Linked DNA regions of Homo sapiens: region 2 is linked to region 1. Evidence: read pairs that join two places in POLR2A ChIA-PET (ENCODE). Cell type or tissue: MCF 10A. All regions are shown on one strand. Links, peaks and the distances in the headings refer to the core of each region. The heading gives the core; the rest is flanking DNA.

Evidence for each region. ChIA-PET counts read pairs that join two places held together with the same protein. Peaks named below come from ENCODE experiments on the same cell type or tissue, not always from the same donor. Only the 100,000 strongest peaks of a DNase experiment are listed, where the experiment ranks them.
Region 2: POLR2A ChIA-PET joins it to region 1 with 10 read pairs; 7 of 35 experiments call an interaction of 5 or more read pairs at or near these places.

What each region holds. Positions count from the first base shown.
Region 1 is chr6:30,878,473-30,888,987 of GRCh38, forward strand. DDR1 (discoidin domain receptor tyrosine kinase 1) reads left to right here and starts at 6,047. Exons shown (of 18, transcript NM_001297654.2): 1 at 6,047-6,238; 2 at 10,216-10,342; 3 at 10,436-10,515. The coding sequence starts at 10,258. RefSeq lists enhancers at 2,219-3,147, 5,582-6,355, 6,425-6,932, 7,948-8,454. In MCF 10A, for the core only: no CTCF peak of the experiment used is centred there; DNase peaks (open chromatin) are centred at 4,429, 5,579, 5,959, 7,749 and 3 weaker places.
Region 2 is chr6:31,077,876-31,085,632 of GRCh38, forward strand. It overlaps the pseudogene RNU6-1133P. Among named protein-coding and RNA genes, the nearest start is that of C6orf15, 31 kb to the right of the region's middle. RefSeq lists enhancers at 1,357-1,889, 5,915-6,414. In MCF 10A, for the core only: a CTCF peak has its summit at 6,307 (motif pointing left); no DNase peak of the experiment used is centred there.

The sequences.
Region 1 (10,515 bases), core at 3,257-8,256:
GTACACAGGATAAAGTGGGATTAACTCCTCCCTCCCCTCAGCCATTACTCTGAACTCTGCATCCCACATGCTGCTGCCAAAAACCACTTTTAAAAGAACACAAATCTAAACATGTCATTTCCCAGCTCAAAACCCCAAGGTTCTTTCTCCTCACCTTCAGAATAAGCCAAACTACTCAATGATAGGTTCCAAATCTGCCTTTCTGGTTTCACTCATGGGATGGACCCTTCTTCCAGGTGAGGCTGCATTTGGACATAGCCATATTCACGCCTCCCTGCCTTGGCTCCTCCGCTTCTCTGGCCAGGAATGGCCTTGCCTCATCTCTGCAAATCTTAGCATGACTTAAGGCCCAGTTCAAGCTCCAGCTCCTCCCTGAGGTCTTCCTGAGTCTTGTCTCCTGTCCCACTCAGGAGGACCTGGCCTCCTCCTTCCCTGGGTTCCCATGACCCTTTCCAGCTCTGCCTGTAGCACGGTGTTCTGTCTTCTGTGACTACATATATACGCCTAACACTCTCTAGATTGTAAAGGCCTGGAAGGTGGGGAGTGGGTTCCATTACTGAATGCATCTTTCATAGCTCTCGCTGTCAGAGCCCTGCCCTATGCAAACTCTTTTATTTTTATTTATTTATTTATTTATTTATTTATTTTGAGAGGGACTTTCACTCTTGTATCCCAGGCTGGAGTGCAATGGCGCATTCTCAGCTCACTGCAACCTCCACCTCTCGGGTTCAAGCGATTCTCCTGCCTCAGCCTCCCAAGTAGCTGGGATTACAGGTAACCGCCACCATGCCTGGCTGATTTTTTTGCATTTTTAGTAGAGACAGGGTTTCACCACGTTGGTCGGGCTGGTCTCGAACTCCTGACTTCAGGTGATCTGCCTGACTCGGGCCTCCCAAAGTGCTGGGATGATAGGCATGAGCCACTGCACCTGGTGCCCTATGCAAACTCTTATTTTATTATTATTATTTTTTGAGACAGAGTCTCCCTCTGTCACCCAGGCTGGAGTGCAGTGGTGTGATCTTGGCTCACTGCAACCTCCACCTCTCAGGTGCAAACAATTCTCCTGCTTCAGCCTCCCAAGTAGCTGGGGTTACAGACGCGCACCACCACACCCAGCTAATTTTTTTCTATTTTTAGTAGAGATGGGGTTTCACCATGTTGGCTAGGCTGATCTCAAACTCCTGACCTCAGGTGATCCACCCACCTCGGCCTCTCAAAGCAAACTCTTAATAACAACTGTTGTGGAATGACTTGGGAGGTGGCACTCAGAGATCCCAAGTGACACATGAGAAGTCCACAGAGAGAGATCATGTTTAGTGGAGTTTGGATGGTTGCTTTTATCAGTGGGCCTGTACCTTACAGATGCTATCTCATTATCTTCTAAACAGACTCTGGGCCAGTGACCATTATCTCCCTCTTACTGATGTAGACTCAGCCAAGAGAAGCCAGATGTTGAGTCGGAACCTTAACTCTCCCTCTCAGACGCAGAGCCCTGCTTTCTCCCCTCCCATTTGATACTCTGCTTCCTCTTGCATGCTGTGAGAGGCGGCCTCATTACTCCTCTTCCCTCCTCCAGTCCCTCCAAGCCTAATTCATCACCTTTGGCTTTGGGATCATAGTTTCCAAACCAAGGATTGTCTGAACATTGTCTGACAATGCCCTTTTTTTTTTTTTTTAGGCAGGGTCTTGCTCTGTTGCCCAGGCTGGAGTGCAGTGGTGCAATCATGGCACACTGCAGCCTTGACCTCCCGGGCTCAGGTGATCCTCCCACCCAGCCTCCTGGTGCGCATCACCACATCCAGCTAATTTTGGTATTTTTTGTAGAGATGGGGTTGTGCCATGTTGCCCAAGCTGGTCTCGAACTTCTGGGCTCAAGCGATCAGCCCTCCTTGGCCTCCCAAAGTGCTGGGATTATAGGCATGAGCCACCGCAACTGGCACCATTGCCATTGGTATTTAAGAGGTGATGGTTTAGGCTTTGAAATTGGGGTTGTTTGTGAAAACTGAGAGCACCTTTTGTTTTCAGATATTTCCTATGGCCATTGGTGTAATTGGAGGGAAGCTCTCGCCATATATAATATTTTTGAGACAGCCAACTAAGAAACTGGGATTCTGGTTCTCTCCAGGGTGCAAAATCCTGGGAGAAGGAAGTGAATTCTCAGGGGCCCAGAAGGAGTCTCTAAAGGACCTCTGCCAGTCAATTCTAATCTCTCTTCTCCCCTGCAAATCAGCCCCTGCTTCTGCCTCTTTCTCCGCCTCTCCTAGATTCTCCCCCTCTGGAGGGCCTGAGCTCCCGGCCACCACCCCCAATGCCGCTTTCTGTTTCCTCTGCCTCCCTTCATCTCCTTTTGTCTGGGGTTTCTTTGTCTGGGGTCTCCCTTTGGTTCTGTTTCACAGTTCTCAGCCTCCCCTCCCTTTCTCCACAGCCAGGCTGCTCAGTCCCTCTCTGCGGGGGCCTAGAGGCTCGGTGAGGGGAGCGGGACTTGGTTGCCATGGTCACATTGAAGCCAGCCGCAGCTGGCCCGGGCAGCTGCTCCTCCTGGGCCCGGGGCCCCGGACGCTCGGACAAAGCCAGGCAGCGTTGGCAGCCCCAGACCCGACCCCAAAGGCCTGAGACTGGGGTGACTGGGACCTAAGAGAATCCTGAGCTGGAGGTGAGAGGGGGGAAGCCAGAGATGAACTGGGAGGGCAGGAGTGGGCACTGGAGCTGGGCCCTCCCCTTGTGGGCAGGGACCAGGCGGTCCCCGGCTGGAGGCTGGAGGTGTGTTGGGAGGAGGGGAGCGGCCCAGAGCCTGGCAGGGAGGAGGGGAAAGAGAGGGAATAGAGTTGGGTGCCATGGTGTGGTGAATGGGCTGAGGGACTAGGGTGTCCCCAAAGGGGGACCGTTGTCCAGAAACAGGTTAGATTCTCTCTTTGGTCCTCATGTCCCCATCTGTCCCGCAGGTGCCTCTTCCTTTCTCAGCCTTTTATACTTCTCATCTCCCCGTGTCCCTTAGCTTCACACTCTGCGCCCCAGTCTCCCTCCTCTTTCCCTCCACTCTCTGTTTCACTCCAGCCCCTTCTTCCCTTGTCCTTGCTTCTTGTCCCCTTGATCTGTCTGCCCAGCTCTCAAGCCTCCTCAGTTCCCTGCCTTCCTCTCTTAGGAGTTTGTTTCCAACACTGTTTCCTTCCCGAGTCCACTTCAGTTCCTTCATCCAGTTCAGCCCTTTTCTTCCCAAACTTCAGTCTCCTCCTCTGAGCCCCTGGGGCTTCCCACCTTTTGCTGTGTGTGCCCTGTCTTCATCCTCCTTTTCCTCTCTCAGACCTGTCTCCTTGGCCTTGACCTCAGTCCATCTCCGTCTCTCTGGGAATTCTCTCACCATTGTCCCCATCTGACCATCAGCCTCCTCTCCCTCTTCTGGTCCCTTGCCCTTTTCTTCCCCAACCACAGCTGAGCTGTTTCATCTCTCTCCCAGAGCTACGTCATCTCAATCTCCTCCTTCGCTCCCTGGCCTCAGTTTCCAGTTTATTCAGTGGCATCAGGTCTGACTCACACCCAAAGCCTTGTACACTCCTTCACCCTGCCCCCCACCCGTCGCTTCTTACTCTCCCCAGCTGCTGACCCAGCCTGCTCCTCCAGAGGCAGCTGCAGCTCCCGGAAGGGGACTGCAGCTAGTGTATGTGTGGGGGCCCATCTGGTCCGTCCTCTCGCTCGCTGGTCGTGCTGGGCTTCCCTCCTGTGGCCAGGTGGTCTGCAGGCCTGAAGCTGCCTTCTCCCCTCTCCTACGTGCCTCTCCTCACATTTTTTCAGCTGTTTCCCATCCTCTCCTTCCTGGGCAGCAGGCTGCCACTGGCTTGAAGGGGAGGGAAGCCCAGGATGGGAGGGGATGGTAGAGGGTCATTTGGGGGTTCTCAGGGACACAGGGGGCCTCTGGGGTTCGGAGTGATGCAGGAGATGTGGAATGGGCTCTGGGGACCACGGATGGGTAATCAGGCCCTCTTGGTCTTTGGTGCTGCTCTCTGGGCCCCAGGATGGCTGGGATTTCCCTCTCAGGCCCCTGGGAATCTCGGCTCCGAGTCCCGCATTCCAGCTGGCTCCAGCTCCCTTTCCGTTGTCACTTGACTCCACTGGGCCCCAGCCTTGCATCCCTCCCACTCCTCCAGCCTAGAGCTGGGGCGAGGTGGGCATCACCACTAGGAATTTCTCCTGAGGCAGTGAGAAGAGGGGACAAAGGTTTCAGGACTCTCTAGCTCCTTCTGCTCTCCCCAGTGGACCCCTCTGTCTGGCACTGCCATGCCACTTAGCTGGGGTCAGCGTGGGCCTGGGGTGTGGAATGTCCCACCAGGGTATGACGGGCTGTAGCTTGCCTGGCAGGCCTGTTGGGGCTTTCCCAGAGCACAGCTCCTGGAAGGAGGGGCTGTGGGCTGCCAGGTGAGGTGACTTGGGAAGCCTTGGCCCCACCCCCAGGCTGGCCCCACCCCCAGTCCAGCGTCTCCTGGGCCTAGATTCCCCAGCTGCTGTTCTCTGGAGGGGTAGGTGTTCTGGGGGAATGAATCCCTGGGGGCTTGGTGGGACAGGAAGGCGGGAAGAAGCTGCTCTTCGAGTGACCCTGGGGCTGTCTGTTAGCAGGTCCCTCAGCCGTTGGAACGTCCTTGGGCTTCTGAACTAGTGCCCATGTGTGCCTCGGCCTTTCCCAAGGGCCAGCTTCTTCCTGGTAGTGCTTTTGTGTACTTGTCTGGTTGGGACTTCGTGTTTCTTTCTTGGGATTGTTGTCTGGGACTGCAAGCAGGGTATGTTTTTATCTACTGTGAGGTTCCTGGGGCGGAGATGTGCAGTGGAGCGAGAACTTCCTGTGACCGTGACATTGTCTAGGTGGTGAGCAGGTGTGGGGGTGTGGAGAGAGGTGAGGGGCTGAGGTAGTGCTGAGTGGGGAAAAAGCACCTCCCACCACAAGCTGTTCTGTCCCGCTCCATCCTCTGCCCAGTAGCTCTCTCAGTTGCTTTGCCTACTCAGTCTCACTGTTTCATCTTCCCTGGGTCTCTTGGTCCCCTTCCTTTTGACTGTGTGTGATTTTCAGTGTGCCTCCATCCTTCTCCTGCTCCTCTTCTTCCTCCTCCCGACCACTCAACTTTGTCCTGGCCTCATTTTTGGCCTCTTCTGGCCAGTGATCAGACCCTCTGGCCCACTACGGCCAGAGCTGGCTGGGCCTGAGGGAGGCTTGCCCTGAGGACTCCTGAGTCCCCCTCCCACTCCACTCCGTTGGGAGCCCAGGGGAATCAGGGCCTGGGCGTCTGGACCCCCGGGTCCCTTAGAACGCCCTTCAGAGAGAGGAACTGAGAGGAGAAGGAGAAGAGAGTGGGCCCGCCTTCAGGGTCTGGGGCCTTCCAGGTTGGGTCGTAGGGGCGGGAGCGCACAGGCTGCGAGAGAGGAGCAAAGGTTGGTGGAGGGAGAAGAGCAGTCTGGGGCCTGGCTGGACAGGTGAGCCCTGAGACCTGAGCTCTGCTCCCTTCTCTGGGCTAACTCCCGCAGCTGGGCTGGGCCGAGCCTGTGGGAACCTGCTTCTTCCTCTGTGCCCTGGGGCTGCTCCCCTTTGCCTCTCCCACCAGGAACCGATCCCAGAAGTAGGAGGGGCGTCTTCCCCTCGTGGGCCCTGAGCGGGACTGCAGCCAGCCCCCTGGGGCGCCAGCTTTGGAGGTTCTCGTTTGGGGAAGCGGGGGTGGGCTGCGAGTGGGTGGAGGGGGCTGGGCGCGGAGCCGGCCGGAGGCAGCGGCGCGGGCGGCTGGGCGGCCTGGGAGCGCCCAGGCGGGCTTGGCGGGCGGGTTACCTGGGGGAGGCCGGGCCGGGCGCTAGCGCGCGGGGTGGGCGTGGCGGGCGCGGGGCCTGGAGCTCGGCGCCGGGCGTGGGAGCCACTGGGACTACTGGGTCCGGGAGGGGGAAGGGAGGGCTGCGAGCCCGAACGCGCGGCGAGAAGGCCGAGGGGAGGGAGGGGAGCGAGGAGCGGGAGGAGGAAGGGAGGGAGCCGAGGCGAGGGGGAGGCGGCGCCTGGGCCCGAGCCGCCCCAGCCCTGGCTCCTCTCCCCGGAACAGGCCCCCGACAGCTGCTCTCGGGAGCCGCCTCCCGACACCCGAGCCCCGCCGGCGCCTCCCGCTCCCGGCTCCCGGCTCCTGGCTCCCTCCGCCTCCCCCGCCCCTCGCCCCGCCGCCGAAGAGGCCCCGCTCCCGGGTCGGACGCCTGGGTCTGCCGGGAAGAGCGATGAGAGGTAGGGAGAGCGGCGGCGGAACCCGCGGGCGGAGGCCTGGGGCTCTTGGGGTGGGGGCGCGCGGCGGCGCCTGCAGGGCGAGGGGCGGGGGAGGCAGGACGTCCCGAGCCATGCTTGGTCGTCCAGCTCTTCTAAGCCTCCCTGCCCGCCTCCCCGATGCTCTGGCATACCGTCTGAAAACCGGGGGCGGGGACTGGGTGGAGGTGAAGCCCGTGACCTCCCAGAAAGAGTTTTGAGCCTCCAGCCTTGAGGCAAGTCCCCTCTCACTCAGTGCGGAGGAACTGAGCCCCGGGAGGAGGTGCTCCTGTGCAGCCCCACTGAGTCAGCTCATCTATCGCCTGCCCTCCACCTGGCCAGTCCCTGCGGGCATCTAACTGCTAAGCCTCCGCTCAGCCAACACCCAGTTGGTCAGTCTGGTCACAGTCCAGCAAAAAGAGGGACTGCCACTCTAACCCACCAGTGACACCACTCTTCCCGGCTGGATGGTCAATTAGCTCTGGCATGAGAGAATGTCACTGCCGGTGAGCGCCAGCTTCAGGGTCCCACCCCCCCATGCCTGGCTCTTGGCTGAACATTTCTTCCCAGCGCTTCCAGCAGCCAGAGGCAGGCGCCCAAGCTCGCTGGCTGTTGCTGAGGGCCTGTAGGTGTGTCCAGGACTGAGTGGTGTGGTGGAGACAGGTGAAAGGGGAGTGAGTGGAAAGGCAGGGAAAGGCTGTTGTCCTTATTGCCACTCTTCCCACCCAGCGCCCACCTGTTCCCTGCCCCCTCGACGTCCCTCTGGCTTGGTCACCCATGTGTGTTAGAGGCTGGGCCCCAGTTCTCTGGGGATCCTGTGCCCAAGGGCCCGGGTGTGTGTGTCTCATGCTGTCTTTTGGTCACAGGAGCATGTGGTGTCTGTCATTTCATGTTCACAGGTGTCTGAAGGTGGCTATTCACTGAGCGATGGGGTTGGACTTGAAGGAATGCCAAGGTGTGGACGGGTTGATGTATGCATGAGCTTCTGTGTTTGCTCTGTCTCAGAAACTCTGTGAGGGTTGTCAGGGACACTGAGAGGTGGGTGTGTGCATGCCACATTTAGCCTCGCTGTTTACAGCCAGTTCAGTAAGTTTGTGTGTTTCACCGTGTGTGTGTGTACAGAGCTGTGTGGGTGTTGTCTGAGTGGGACTTGGGGGTTGGGAGAGGAGCGTGAAGGGCTTGAGGCAGGGTGGCCTGGCCCCTGGTTTGTCTTTGGTTGTAATGGAGTGGAAGGGGGTGGGATTGGGGAAGGTCTTCTGGGCTTGTCCTCTCTTGCCCTCTGGGTCTCTGACTGTGGACTGAAGACCCAGTGGAGAGAGATGAGGTGACTGGGGGTGTTGGAGAACAGACAGCCCAGACGTCTCTGTGCTTCTCCGTGTTCCTCTGCTTGGCTCTGTGCCCCGTGTTTCTGAGCCTGCTCTATTTACCTCTTGCATTGTGGCTCTCGCTCTGTCTCCGCCTGCCTCGTATCCTCTGCCTGCCTTTGTATCTCTGCCCCGGGCTCCTCTCGGCTCTGTGTGGCTCTGATGACTCATCTGGGATAGGCATGAAGGTTACTTAGGGGAACAAGAGCCCCGCTGTTCCCGAGAGAGGTGGGGTTGGAGAGCGGCACCCAGGAATTCCAAGCCAGTCTCCTGGGACTCTGGCAGCCTGCTCCCCGGCGCTGGACCCTAAGGGACCAGGCGTGATGCCTTCTGGTTCTAGCCTCTGAGTGCCCCCCACAACTCAGTCGTCCCCCTCAGCTGCTGCTTCAGAGCTCTGGGGTCTCAGCTGCCTCTTACATTCCTGCCCTAGTGCATTGTGGGAGCAGCTGGAGGAGGACAAAGGGATGGGGGAGTATCCCCCACTCCTCCTACCTCCTGGGGTGACCTGCCTTCCTTGTCTTTAGACCCGCCCTCGTCTCCAAGGCAACTCAGCCTTTCCTCAGTCCCTCAGAGGCAGCCACCTTCTGGAAGTGGGAACTGGGGGGACTGGATGTCTGGGTCTCAGGAAGGCAGAGCAGGGATAACTGGGCCCAAGATGCCCTGAACCTGATAAGAGGTGGCAGTCGAGTCCCTCAGGACTCCAGGGCCTGGAGACTTCAGTACAGGGCTCTGAGACCAGTACAGGTTAGGATAGCTTTTCCTGCAGCAGGGGAGGGGAGAGTAGTTACTTGGGTTTGTAAGGAGATGCCATTTAGAATAGTTTTATGTGGGGTAAGCTTCCTGGGCCTGAGGAACAGAGTAGGGATTTTCAAACTTTAATGGGCACAGGTCACCTGGGAATTGTGTTAAAAGGCAGATTTTGATTGAGCAGGTCAAGGGTGAGCCTGAGATTCTGATTTCTTCCATGCTTCCAGGTATTGCTGATGGTCCAGGGACCACCCTGGGCCTAGAGGGCTATAGGGGACAGTAAGACTAGAAGGTGCTGGGGTCCCCTCTGCCCTTCTCTTAGAATTCTGGACTCCTATGTGGGAGGGCAGCAGGGTGAGCTGGTCCAGGCTTATCTGATGTTTAATTCTATCATATCCTCAACAAGGAATTGCCCAACCTTTCCTGGGACATATTTATTTTTTAAAAGTCAAAATGATTTTCATATTCTTTTACATATCTTATGATTTTACATAAATGCATTTATGTTACAAGATTTAGAAAAATAGTACAATCAACCTGTCTTTTTAAATTTGCTTTTCTTTTGCCCCGTTCATGTTAACTCTTGTTATATTGTATTCTATTGTTATATTCTATTATATATTCTCTCCTTCTAGACGTACACACAGGTATATATACAAACATGGGTGCTTGTTTATTCTATTTTCAAAAGGTGGGATATTTTTTATACTTCTGTTGCTTGCTTTTCATATTCAACAGATATACATGGAAATCACACAAAGTTAGGAATATATTGCCTCTTTGTTACTTTTCATAGCTGCATAGTAGTCAATAAACCTTATTTTTTTTAATTCCAGCCTGTCCCCTGTGGGCATTCACATATCTTACAGATTTATGTCTTACAAAAGGTACCATAATAAACATCTTTGAAATCTTCTTTTTTATTTTTATTTTTCACTTTTTTTAAAGAGATGGGGTCTCACTATGTTCACCAGGCTGGTCTCTAACTCCTGGCCTCAAGTGATCCTCCCATCTCGGCCTCCCAAAGTGCTGGGGTTACAGGCATGAGCCACCAGACCCAGACCTGCACATATGTTCTTACTTCCTGGTGCTTCTCTCTCGAGGGAATGCTGGGTCGAAGAGGATGTGCATTTTTAATTATAATAGACATTGCTAGATTGCTTTCCAAATAGAAGATAACACTCATTTCTGCCATTGAGCATGGTGCCTCCCTTTTCATCACTTTCTACCACTTTTATATGTTACAGCCTTAAAAAAATATCTTGTCAGTCTGCTTGGTATTTCCCTGAGGCTGGTGAATTTGACCATTAAAAAAAATGTTTGTTGGCAATTTGGCTTTGCTTTTCTGTGAAATGACTATTCACATTCTTTGGCTGTTTCTTTATTGGGTTACTTATATATTTTTTCTTGTCAGTTCCTAAGGGGCCTTAGTTTATTGTAGTTATTAAACCTTTTCCTGTTGTATGTGTTATAAACATTTTTTGCACACTTGTTGTTTGTTCTAAGCCGTTGTTTATGGGGATATTTTGCCCATTCCTGATTGGAGAAATGGGGCTTTAGGAAGTTATTTAACTGATCTCTGCCCTAGTTTCTTCATGTGTTAAATATGGATAGTAATAGTATCTACCTTATGAAGTGACTGTGAAGATAAAATTATGGATTCTGTTTAAGGGTTTAGGCCAGTGTCTGGCACAGGGGAAGCATTCTAAAAATATAGCTGATGCTGTTAAACAATGACTGTTGTTGTTGTTTTACTGTTATTATCCCCAAAGCGGCCCATTCTGTCTGTTGCTGTCAGCTATGACTCAGTCCCCTGATTAACTTACGCACCACCCATTTTATCCCCTGCAGAGATGCTGCCCCCACCCCCTTAGGCCCGAGGGATCAGGAGCTATGGGACCAGAGGCCCTGTCATCTTTACTGCTGCTGCTCTTGGTGGCAAGTGGAGATGCTGACATGAAGGGACATTTTGATCCTGGTGAGGAGACTGAATCATGGGTCCCTGAGGGCCAGGGCTTGGGAGGTAGAGAGTTGGGGGCCTTGACCTGTTACATGCCTGCTTTTTACTCAGCCAAGTGCCGCTATGCCCTGGGCATGCAGGACCGGACCATCCCAGACAGTGACATCTCTGCTTCCAGCTCCTGGTCAGAT
Region 2 (7,757 bases), core at 2,758-7,757, 200 kb after region 1:
ATCTCCTAACTCAACGCACATGGCAGAGTGACCCCCTATATTCCACCCTAATGAGTGGTTTGCTCGCTGGAGGCGTTGAACCATGCCACATCCTGGGAACCACAATGAAAATCATTTAAGGCTGGGCGTGATAGCTCATGCTTATAATCCTAGCACTTTGGGAGGCCAAGGCAGGAGGATCACTTGAGTCCAGGAATTCAAGACCAGCCTAGGCAACAGAGCAAGATCCCCAGCTCTACCAAAAAAAAAAAAATTACATATATATATATATAGCCTATGGCCTTCTGGCTTTATGTGGCCAGAAGAAAACAAAATAAAATAATTTAAAAAATAGAAAATAAGTAATAATAAAAGAAATAAAATAAGAGAAGCAATAAAAGAAAAGAAAAAGTCATTTAGGATTATGTAAAAGCCTGCCTATCGAACAGTAAGGCTTCCTGGTCCCCTCCATGAAGTTGGTTCTGAGAACTCCAGCAGCCAGACTTGCCCCAGGCCGATTAATAGAGAAACCTTCTCTGGAGAAACTGACCAGACAAGGAAAAACACCTAGGAACACAGGAGTAAGGGGGTTCTGACGGATATTAAGCTACTGTCACTTGACTTCAAAACCCTCTTCCACTCTCTCCTTCCCAGCTGGCTCCCTCTTAGGTGTAGAGGGAGGTGTCAGCACTGGAGGAAGAAGGGATCCCTTCCCTTGTTGGCCTCCCAATCCTGCCGGCATCACCACAGCCGAGGATCTTCAGCCCTGTAGCAACAGCTGGTCCAGCAGCAGTAGCAAGTCCCAAACTGTGGTTCTTCCTCACTCCCGGCAAAGGCCTCTTCCCGTGGCCTCAGTGATACCGGCTCACTGGCCAGGCTCCTCCTTAGGAAACTGAATTCTAGCTCCGTGGGGCCATCCTCCCAGATTCTCCCATTGAATAATACTGACCTCTTCCCTCAGTTCCCCAAGACTGAGGGAGAGGCAGTTGCCCCATTCCTGATTCCCACGCGTTCTACCTCTGCGGTATCTCAGTGCTCTTTTTGTCTTTTTAGATCTCAATATGTGGTTAACAATCCTTTATATAAAATTACCTCTGTCTGGGCGCGGAGGCTCACGCTTGCAATCCCAGCACTTTGGGAGGCCGAGGCAGGTGGATCACCTGAGGTCAGGAGTTTGAGACCAGCCTGGCCAATATGGTGAAACCCTGTCTCTACTAAAAATACAAAACTTAGCTGGGTGTGGTGGCAGGTGCCTGTAATCCCACTACTTGGGAGGCTGAGGCAGGAGAATCATTTGAACCCGGGAGACCGAGGTTGCAGTGAGCCGAGATTGTGCCACTGCACTCCAGCCTGGGCAACAGAGTGAAATTCCTTTTCAAATAGAATAAAATAAAACAAAATTACCTCTGTTTAAATATTTGGATTTTTTTCTTTCACCTGACTAGACCCTAATACAAGGGTCTTCTGGAGAAACAGTTCAGCCCATTTGCACTATGGTGAAGCCCACTGAAACCTCCCCCCATCCCCAACACACACACCTGGAGTTTCCAAACAGCTTAAGATCTAACTAAGCCAAGGATTACTGTATCATTCACAAAGCCCAAGCCCCAATTTGAGCAGAGAAAGTTTATTATTAGAAAGAATTATTGGCTGTAACAGGCTAAAAAGACGTGCAGAGAACTCCAAAGAATGCTGTAGGGCCGCGGGAGAGTACCCAAAGAAGGACACACGTGGAAGCATCCCCACCCCAAAGCTGGATTCAGAACTCAAGGCAGAAAGTGTGCATGTGCCCACCAGGTACCAGATTATTTCCCTGGGATGCCCAGGCCAAAGCCTGTGAACAGTCATGAGCAAGCAGGAAACTGGGGGGGTCGCGGCATCGGGAGCCCACTCACTGCATGCAAGGCCTGGGGCATGCAGGGTCCACGTCAGGGCCAGCTCGCTGGGGGAACGCATGCTGTCAGCACGCAGCTAGGACAGAGACCACCGGATGTTCCCACCTGGCCACTGATGGGCCCTGCCGCAGGAGCAACAAGAATCACAAACCATAGCTCCCGGAACCAGAGATAAAAGAAATTCTTTCCTCTGGCAGTGTCCCTCCGGCGCCCTCTACTGAGAAAGCTTAATATTGTGCTGGCTGCGAAGGAGAACCGCTTAATTCAATACAGATCAGTTAAGAGGATGGATTTACGGTTGAGAGGCAATACATTGATAAGAAACTAGTCATTATGGGATGAAAACCACTGACATGAAAGACAGGTATTGAAAACACAAGAATTAAGGAATATAAAGCCAGGCGCGGTGGCTCACGCCTGTAATCTCAGTGCCTTCGCAAGCCAAGCTGGGCGGATCGCTTGAGCCCAAGAGTTCAAGAACAGCCTGAGCAAAATGGCGAGATTCTGTGTCTACAAAAAGTACAAAAATTAGCCGGGCGCGGTGGCGTGCACCTGTAGTCTCAGCTGCTCAGGAGGCTGAGATGGGAGGATCACTTGAGTCCGGGAGGTCGAGGCTTCATTGAGCTGTGATTAAGCCATTGCCCTGGACCACAACAGAGAGACCCTGTCAAAAAAAAAAAAAAAAAAAAAAGAAGAAGAAGAAGAAGAGGAAATTTAGAGAATGCAAAGAGCCAAATAATAAAATCCACTGCAATTAATATTTTCATAAACATAAGAGACGATATTTTCTCCATGGTAAAAGAACACATTATTAAATAAAAAATTTAAAGTTGAAGAAATCTTCTAAAAAGAAGCAAAGGGTAAAGAAATGTAGATGGGACCGGGCACAGTAGCTCAGGCCTGTAATCCCAGCACTTTGAGTTGCGGAAGTGGGTGGATCACTTGAGATTAGGAGTTCGAGACCAGCCTTACCAACATAGTGAAACCCCGTCTCTACTAAAAATACAAAAATTAGCCAGGCGTGGTGGCATACGCCTGTAATCCCAGCTACTTGGGAGGCTAAGGCAGGAGAATCGCTTGAACCCGAGAGAGGTGGAGATTGGAGTGAGCCGAGATAGTGCCACTACACTCCAACCTGGGTGACTCCATCTCAAAAGAAAAAAAAAAAGGAAAAGAAATGTAGATGGTATAGAAAATATATGAAAATTAGATCATCTGGATGAATAGGAGGATTTCTAGAAAGAATAGACAGAGGGAACAGAAGGGATGAAATTATCAAAGAAATAATTCAAGAACTTTTCTCAGAACTGAGAGATATGGTTCCAAAGTGAGATAGACCTCAAGTGTCTAACAGAAGTGTCTAACAAAAGGAATGAAATCCAAGGCATACTACCATAATTTTAAAAATACTGAGGACAAAAAGAAAAATCCCAAAATTGGACAAAAAGAAAAAAACAGGTCACATGAAAAAGATCAAAACTCAAATGGTATAGGGTTTTCTCTTTTTTTCTTTCTCTTTTCCTTTTTTTTTTTTTTTTTTTTTGAGACAGGATCTCACTCTGTCACCCAGGCTGGAGCGTAGTGATACAATCATGGATCACTGCAGCCTTGAACTCCTGGGCTCAAGGGATCGTCCCCTCTCAGCCTTCTGAAAACTACAGACACGTACCACCATGCCCAGCTAATTTTTAAATTTAATTTTATTTTTTGTAGAGACGAAATCTTACTACGTTGCCCAGGCTGGTCTTGAACTCCTGGGCTCAAGCAATCCTCCCACTTTGGCTTCCCAAAGTGCTGGTATTACAGGTGCGCACCATAACACCTAGCTGAGGACTTTTCAACAGTAGCACTGGAAGCTGGAAGATAGTGGAGCAGTGCTTTCCTAATTTAGGTGTAAATTTTACAACTTGGAATTTTATTTTCAGTAAAACTATTAATCAGATGTAATCATAATATAAAAGACATTTTCAGACAAAATTTCAAAAATTGCCCTCCCTTGCCCCTTTCCTTAGGAAGTTCCATCAAAGTAAGGGATTAGATCAGGAGAGATAAAGATGTGGGATCCTCCAAAGAGTGAGGAGAATGAAAATCCCAGGAGGTTGCTGTGTAGGAGAACTAGGGATCCGCAGGTCCAGATTAAAATGGTTTGGAGGCCGGGCATGGTGGCTCCTGCTTGTAATCCCAGCACTTTGTGAAGCCAAGGCGGGTGGATCACCTGAGGCTAGGAGTTTGAGACCAGCCCGGCCAACATAGTGAAACCCCGTCTCTACCAAAAACACACAAAAGAATTAGCTGGGCATGGTGGCACATGCCTGTAATTCCAACTACTCAAGAGGCGGAGGCAGAGAATTTCTTGAACCCAGAAGGCAGAAGTTGCAGTGAGCCAAGATTTCACCACTGCACTTCTGCCTGGGTGACAGAGTGGATCTCAAAAAGAAAAAAGAAAAAAAAAAAAGGCTTGGGGCCAAAACCTCAGGGATTAAGAAAATTCCTTTACCTGGTTACAGAAAGATATTACCAAGAAAAAGAGGGAATTGATTAATTGTAATACATTAGACTGCAGAGAAAAAATAGACTTCTATAGAATCTGCTGACAAATTTGTGATAAATTCATAGACAAATGATCAAAAGAAAACCTAGTAGATCTGTATAATTCTGGATATCATTCCATAAAGCCCAGCTTAGAACCTGTGCCCTCAGCCCTTATAAAGATTTCAAAAGCTCTTAATACCCTTTGTAAAATGTCTTCCTGTTAATTTACCTAGCGTAATCTCTAGTTGCTGCACTGAACCCTGACTGATATAACTTGTTATTAAGAAACAGGAAGATAAAAACTAATTGAGCATCGAAGTGCTTTTACTTCTAGGAAGAGAGAATTAGGGGTTGGTACCGGACTATAGCTTTTGTTCTGTCTTTGGCTTTTTAAATTACATATCTGTAATTTATATACACACACATATATATTTGGCTTTTAAAATTACATATCTGTATAAATCTGATAAAAATTTTAAATAGTTAAATAAAAACTTATTTAGGAGATAATATATTAGAATACTAAGATGAGTGCTGAGTTTAAAAAACAAAAAGGCCAGGAGCGGTGGCTCACACCTGTAATCCCAGCATTTTGGGAGGCCAAGGTGGGTGGATCACCTGAGGTCAGGAGTTTGAGACCAGCCTGACCAACATGGTGAAACCCTGTCTCTACTAAAAATACAAAAAAATCAGCTGGGGATGGTGGCAGGTGCCTGGGTAACAGAGTGAGACTCCGTCTAAAAATGAAAGTGGCATCTGATACAGAGAAGATTAGCATGGCCCCTGCTCAAGGATGACACACAAATTTGTGAAGGGTTCCATTTAAAAAAAAAAAAAAGTCTGAGCGAGGTGGCTCAGTCCTGTAATCCCAGCACTTCGGGAGGCCAAGGCGGGAGGATCACTTGAGGTCAGGGGTTCAAGTCCAGCCTGGCCAACATGGCGAAACTCCGTCTGTACTAAAGTACAGAAAAATTAGCTGGGCATGGTGGTGCATGCCTGTAGTCCCAGCCCCAGCTACTCCGGAGGCTGAGGCAGCAGAATTGCTTGAACTCAGGAGGCGGAGGTTGCAGTGAGCTGAGATCATGCCATTGCACTCCAGCCTGGGCAAGAAGAGCAAAATTCCATCTCAAAAAAAAAAAAAGGGCATCTGAATATATACAATTACAATGTCAATAAAAATAGATAAATGAATAAATACAGTTAGTCTTTTTTTTTTTAATGGCATCTGGACATTCCTACATTCTGGAAGATTTACAAATACATAGTGGGGATACCTCTCATAAATGTATAAGCCTCTCAGTTTTTCCTTCCAATGCATTGCAGATTGTCCTTATTTAGCCCTTTCCCCTGGGAACCTGAGACTGAGAGCAGTGCAAGCTATGCTTTTTTTGTAAACACAGCACCTCACATTTCTAGAAGACAACCCTAAGTAAACTTCAGGGCCCTACGTCGGTCACCATTCCATCTGCTCTTCTCTGCTCTGATTCTTCCTATCCCTCAGAAACCCAAGGCCTCCTTAGCCAAACGGAGCTGCTGTGGTCGCAAATAGCCTTGTGCCCCTGGGAACCTGTGAGATGCAATATGTCGTCAGTCTCCCTCAATCTTGGCCTGAGTCCAAGAGAAAGGCAGCTGCTCTGAGGTTCGAGACTCTCCAGTGACTCAGCTCTCTAATTCCCAGTACTCTGTGCATATGCCCTCCTCAATTCCATCTCCTAGACTTGCCAGATGTAGGTCGAGTCCTCAAAGATGAGATAACCAAGATGCAAAATCCTAAAATCCTCCATTAAGCACCTACCAGCTGCAGAGGCCCTGCTGGGGCCCTGAGGGAGATGTGTGTGGCAGACTGCAGGCCAAGTAAGTCCTTCTTTAAGGCTGGTGTCATGAGAATTACTCAATGCCGCCTCCTGCTGGGGAAGGACACTTCACCCCTTTTATGGAAGCCCAACGGGAAGGACTCATGGGACAGGGCAGGCTGCCCTGTCTCTTTTTTAGGCAGTCACTGCAATCACACATGCTCACTAATCCAGTTCACTAAGGTACGAAGCCACAATAAAGTTTGGAGCCAAAACTGTAGATATAAAGAGAGTTCCTTTATCTGGAATGGCCTCGATTTTTGAATAAGGAGTTTTTTGTTGTTGTTTTGTTTTGTTTTGTTTTGTTTTTGAGACAGAGTTTCACTCTTTTGCCCAGGCCGGAGTGAAGTGGCAAGATCTCTGCTCACTGCAGCCTCCGCCTCCCGGGTTCAAGCAATTCTCCTGCCTCAGCCTCCTGAGTAGCTGGGATTACAGGCGCCTGCCACCACGCCTGGCTAATTTTTGTACTTTTAGTAGAGATGGGGTTTCGCCATGATGGCTAGGCTGGTCTCGAACTCCTGCCCTCACGTGATCCGCCGGCCTCGGCCTCCCAAAATGCTGGGATTACAGACGTGAGCCACCAAGCCCATCCATAAGGTTATATTTTTTAATGTCCTGCCTCCTCCTCTTTTTTTTTCTTCTCTTTTTGTTTTCAAATAACTAAAGATGCACAGAAAGTTGCAAAATTAGTACCGAGATGTCCTGTGCACTCTTCACGCAGCTTCCCCAGTGGTAAGCTCTTACATACTACAGTACATTATCAGAACAAGCAATTGATGCATATTTTCTCAATGCATTGCAGTAGGTGGATTTGGTACTTGAGACCCTCAACAATCTCTTTCCGCATATCATGACTAACAGTATAGGCTCATGGTTTTTAAAGGACTGCCCTTTGAAGGAACTGGATGGAATTTTGTTTGCAAAGAGCTGAGAATCACTGGAGAGGCAATAAATGGAAATGTTCCTGTAGATTGTCACTATAGAGAGCAGGGCTGATGGATGTCAAAGGATATCCAGGGATATAAGCCCTCAGCAGGGAGGAGAGCAAAAAGGCCAGTGTGGTTGGTTATTGGAGAAGTTATTTGGATAGTTTTTAATTAGAGACATCTCTTGCATGAATGGATTTCCTAATGAAATCAAATTTTGATTGTGGAAAGCATAATTAACATGTAGGAAACATCAGTATATTCTAGGACCTGAGAGTAAAGGATGAAGTCCCTTTTAGAGAGATACACTGTTCTCTTTTAGGAAGATGGGCATAGAAGTGCAGGAAGTCAACTAGACGTGTTAAAATATAAATTTTTGGCTGCTTGTAACAGAGACACAAATGCCACTGGTTTAAATTAGGTAGAAAATGTTTTCCCACCCTTGGATCCAAGCACATGAGGACCCTGCCCGGGCTCCATGATCTAGAGGGACCTGCTCTATCATTCCCCCAACTTATAGGACAAAAAGTCCGAGAAGCCAAAGGGATAGACCTACCCATGGAGGTTGCATC